2 separate regions of the Homo sapiens genome follow, and region 2 is linked to region 1. A link is a loop called in an ENCODE intact Hi-C map of the cell type or tissue named here. Cell type or tissue: HCT116. All regions are shown on one strand.

Region 1 (2,500 bases):
CCAGCGAGACCACGAACCCACCAGAAGGAAGAAACTGCGAACACATCTGAACATCAGAAGGAACAAACTCCAGATGCACCACCTTAAGAGCTGTAACACTCACTGCGAGGGTCCGCGGCTTCCTTCTTGAAGTCAGTGAGACCAAGCACTCACCAGTTTCGGACACAAGCCCAGGAGTTTGAGATCAGCCTGGGCAACATGATGAAATGCCCTCTCTGCAAAAAAAAAAAAATTACAAAAATTGGCGGAGCATGGTGGTCCGTGCCTGTGGTCCCAGCTACGCGGGAGGCTAAAGTGGGAGGATCGCTTGAGCCTGGGAGGTGAAGACTGCAGTGAGCTGTGATTGTACCACAGCCCTCTAGGCTGGGGGACAGACTGAGACCCTGTTTCCCCTCCGCAAAAAAATTGACAAAAGTGTAATAAGAGGTGCCTGATATGGCTAGGCGCAGTGGCTCATGCCTGTAATCCCAGCACTTTGGGAAGCCGAGGCGGGCGGGTCACCTAAGGTCAGGAGTGTGAGACCAGCCTGGCCAACATGGAGAAAGCCCATCTCTTCTAAAAATACAAAATTAGCCGGCTGTGGGGGCAGTGGTGGAGCATGCCTGTAATCCCAGCTACTCAGGAGGCTGAGGCAGGAGAATCACTTGAACCCAGGAGGCGGCGGTTGCAGTGAGCCGAGATCGTGCCATTGCACTCCACCCACTCCAGCCTGGGCAACAAGAGCCAAACTCTGTCTTAAAAAAAAAAAAAAAAAGTGCCTGACATATAAGAGGTGTGCAATGCAATAGTTGCCAGGCAACATGTTTAAGAATGTGGAGCTCCTGCCTTCCATGGTCCTGTTAAAAACCCACCCTCAAGGCCAGGTGCAGTGGCTCATGCCTATAATCCCAGCACTTTGGGAGGCCGAGGCGGGTGGATCACCTGAGGTCAGGAGTTCGAGACCAGCCTGACCACCAACATGGTGAAATCCCACCTCTACTAAAAATACAAAATTAGATGAGCATGGTGGTGCATGCCTGTAATCCCACCTACTTGGGAGGCTGAGGCAGGAAAATCACTAGAACCAGGGAGGCGGAGGTTGTAGTGAGCCGAGATCGTGCCATTGCACTCCAGCCTGAGCAATGAGCGAAACTCCATCTCAAAAAAACAACAACAAAAACCCACCCTCTACTCCCAGGGAGCTGGGTACAGAGCTGGGCCACATCAGTGCAAGGTGCTGAGCCACAGAGCTAAGGCGGAGCTGCAGGACCGCGGACCAGATAACAGTGTGTGAGATCAGTGTGTGAGATCAGACGTCCCTGCCATTGGTGACCACCAGGGGGCCCCCAAGCACCAGAGATGGCCCCATCCAGTCACCACATCCACTTCTCATCCAGAGATGTCTGTTTCTTGGCACGCTGGGGTAAATTAGGACAGAAGGTGACAGTCTTGGGTGTGGTCAGTCAGACTGCCCCAGGCAGGCCTTGTGGCCTGTAGAAAACGTTCAGGCCTAGGCCGGGCACGGTGGCTCACGCCTGTAATCCCAGCACTTTGGGAGGCCGAGGCGGGTGGATCACGAGGTCAGGAGATCGTGACCATCCTGGCTAACACGGTGAAACCCCGTCTCTACTAAAAATACAAAAAATTGGCCGGGCATGGTGGCGGGCACCTGTAGTTCCAGCTACTCGGGAGGCTGAGGCAGGAGAATGGCGTGAACCCGAGAGGCAGAGTTTGCAGTGAGCCGAGATCGCGCCACTGCACTCCAGCCTGGGCGACAGAGCAAGACTCCATCTGGAAAAGAAAAAGAAAACGTTCAGGTCTGAGCCAGAGGCCCAGGCTGTAATTCTGTCACTTACCATGACCTTGGGCAAGGCACTTCCTTCCCTGGCCCAGTTCACGGGGTTGGAATCGACTCCAAGGTCCCTTCCAGCATTAACGCTGCATGGTTCTAAGATGAGAAGATGGGGCAGTTTCCCCTCTCTCACCCCAGCCCGTGTCCACTTCAAGGTGAATGACCAGGGAAGTCACGTGTCCCAATCCCGCAGTTCCAAAGCCCTTGGGGACCCTACTGTCAGGGTCGTGCACGAGGAGGTGAAGGTCAGGTGAGCCAATCGCCTCGAAGGGTCTTGCCTCATTCGGGACAGACATCCGGTTTCCTCTGGCTCTACCGGGATTCTAGGGGCTTTAGCCGAATGAGTCATGGGGGGCGGGGGGGTTTCTGGGGGAGTTCCCAGCTAATCAACTTGGGACAGGACAGCCTGGAACTTTCGATGGTGCCTATCCAAGTGTGGGGTGGGCACAGCAGCCAAGACCCAATGTCCTTATCTCAGGTAGGGGCTCAGGAGGTCTCCCAGACAGGCAGCCTCCGGAGAGTTTGGGGGTAGGAATGGGAGCAACCAGCTTCTTTTTTTCTCTCTTAGAATTTGGGGGCTTGGGGGACAGGCTTGAGAATCCCAAAGGAGAGGGGCAAAGGACACTGCCCCCGCAAGTCTGCCAGAGCAGAGAGGGAGACCCCGACTCA
Region 2 (2,500 bases), 340 kb after region 1:
CCTCCGGGAGTGCTGGTGCGGAGTGCTGGTGCCGAGTGCTCAGAGTGGGTTCGGGTTCAGTCCCTGAACCCAAGCATCCTCTGCACCCAGATCCTGCGGATCTGCACGCGGTACACGCCCGAGCAGGACACCATGACCTTCTCGGACGGGCTGACCCTGAACCGGACCCAGATGCACAACGCTGGCTTCGGCCCCCTCACCGACCTGGTCTTTGCCTTCGCCAACCAGCTGCTGCCCCTGGAGATGGATGATGCGGAGACGGGGCTGCTCAGCGCCATCTGCCTCATCTGCGGAGGTGGGCAGGGGGCCTGGGTCTGGGGGCTGGGCTGGGACGGGGGTGCAGCCCTGGAGTCTCTTCCAGGGAGCTCTTTCAGGCCACCTCTGTTAGGTATCTCTAGAGGGCAGGGTCTGGTCTGCAACTACACAGCAAGGGGGCCATGTGGGGCCTGGACTCCTGTTCCCGATTTCTGGGCAACACCCCTTCTAGGGAGGTTAAGAGTGAGGGTTTGAGGGTCGGACCAACCAGGGTCACCTCCTGGCCGATGCATGACCCTGAGCAGGTTGCTGAACTTCTCTGGGCCTCCGTTTCTGTACAGTGGGGGCGGTAACGGTCTCTAGCTCATGAAGTTGATGGGAGGATTACGGTGGTAACAGATACTGTGCAGGTGCCCAGAGCGAGCTCCAGTGCTTGTTAGTTGCTATTTTATTGTTGTGATTTCTGCCATTTCATCTGGTTTCCAGAATAACAGGGGGGAGTGGGAGCCTGCCTGGGAACCCTCTCCCTGCTTGAGGATGGCACTGCCCATTTGGGGTCCCATCCCACTAACTGGGCTCAGGGAGGGTTTGGGGCACCCCCTCACCCTCAGCTCCCGTTGCTCCCTTTTAAGGGCCTCTGTACCCTGCGGCAGCAGAGACCCCATGCCCTGCCCTGTGTGGGGAGGCGCCTGCGAGCTGCCCTCCTCCATGGCCTGGGCAGGCACGCCCCCCGGTGGCCGAGGCTGGGGGTGCAGCTGTGTTCCCAGCTGCTCAGGGGGTGGTTCTGCTTCCTCAGACCGCCAGGACCTGGAGCAGCCGGACCGGGTGGACATGCTGCAGGAGCCGCTGCTGGAGGCGCTAAAGGTCTACGTGCGGAAGCGGAGGCCCAGCCGCCCCCACATGTTCCCCAAGATGCTAATGAAGATTACTGACCTGCGAAGCATCAGCGCCAAGGGTGAGGCTCACAGACCTGGAGGGGTACCGGCCCCCGACACCTGGCCCAGGCCCCCACATCCAAGCCAGCACCCCATGTCTTTGTGCCAGGACAATACGACACCTGTCCCCATCTGTGTCTAGGCTGAGGTCCCCTAGTGACTCCACTTTGCCGAGGTGGCCCGCCTGTGTCACCTTTGTGTGGTAGTTCAGATCGTGGCTCTGGAACCAGACACGTGGGTGTGTGTCCTTGTGTGGGTCACTCAACAGCTCCTAGCTACAGTTTCCCTTCCGAGGGCGGGGATAACATTCGTGTTTACAGAGGGGTCGGGATGATCCCTAGCACACAGCACAGGGGAAGGAAGGGCTTGGCGTCTAGCCCAGGCCGGCAGTCTGGCCCTGGAGCCGGAGTTCGGGACCACTTTGCCCCATTGCCACCAGCCTCTGGACCTGGGGGCTTAAGAGAGCTGGCTCGTGTCAAAGAACTGAATCCCAAGAAAGATGCTAATATCAGCAGTATTGATCTTCCCACCTCGAGCCAGGCTTGCTGGGGCTGGGGGTGGGAGGGCTGGCCCAGCGTGCTGACCTCTGCCCCCTCCTTTCCTGCAGGGGCTGAGCGGGTGATCACGCTGAAGATGGAGATCCCGGGCTCCATGCCGCCTCTCATCCAGGAAATGTTGGAGAACTCAGAGGGCCTGGACACTCTGAGCGGACAGCCGGGGGGTGGGGGGCGGGACGGGGGTGGCCTGGCCCCCCCGCCAGGCAGCTGTAGCCCCAGCCTCAGCCCCAGCTCCAACAGAAGCAGCCCGGCCACCCACTCCCCGTGACCGCCCACGCCACATGGACACAGCCCTCGCCCTCCGCCCCGGCTTTTCTCTGCCTTTCTACCGACCATGTGACCCCGCACCAGCCCTGCCCCCACCTGCCCTCCCGGGCAGTACTGGGGACCTTCCCTGGGGGACGGGGAGGGAGGAGGCAGCGACTCCTTGGACAGAGGCCTGGGCCCTCAGTGGACTGCCTGCTCCCACAGCCTGGGCTGACGTCAGAGGCCGAGGCCAGGAACTGAGTGAGGCCCCTGGTCCTGGGTCTCAGGATGGGTCCTGGGGGCCTCGTGTTCATCAAGACACCCCTCTGCCCAGCTCACCACATCTTCATCACCAGCAAACGCCAGGACTTGGCTCCCCCATCCTCAGAACTCACAAGCCATTGCTCCCCAGCTGGGGAACCTCAACCTCCCCCCTGCCTCGGTTGGTGACAGAGGGGGTGGGACAGGGGCGGGGGGTTCCCCCTGTACATACCCTGCCATACCAAC

What was found. Peaks named below come from ENCODE experiments on the same cell type or tissue, not always from the same donor. Only the 100,000 strongest peaks of a DNase experiment are listed, where the experiment ranks them.
Region 2: a loop joins it to region 1, with 7 times the contacts of the local background. A loop is called at or near these places in 6 of 110 quality-filtered maps.

Annotation. Positions count from the first base shown.
Region 1 is chr17:40,012,590-40,015,089 of GRCh38, forward strand. PSMD3-AS1 (PSMD3 antisense RNA 1) reads right to left here and starts at 2,052. Exons shown (of 3, transcript NR_198981.1): 1 at 1,965-2,052; 2 at 1,649-1,770; 3 at 1-215. In HCT116, a CTCF peak has its summit at 1,322 (motif pointing right); a DNase peak (open chromatin) is centred at 1,342.
Region 2 is chr17:40,354,212-40,356,711 of GRCh38, forward strand. It overlaps RARA (retinoic acid receptor alpha), which reads left to right. Exons shown (of 9, transcript NM_000964.4): 7 at 91-295; 8 at 1,052-1,210; 9 at 1,798-2,500. The coding sequence ends at 2,015. Among named protein-coding and RNA genes, the nearest start is that of GJD3-AS1, 7.4 kb to the right of the region's middle. RefSeq lists a silencer at 882-951. In HCT116, a CTCF peak has its summit at 981 (motif pointing left); no DNase peak of the experiment used is centred here.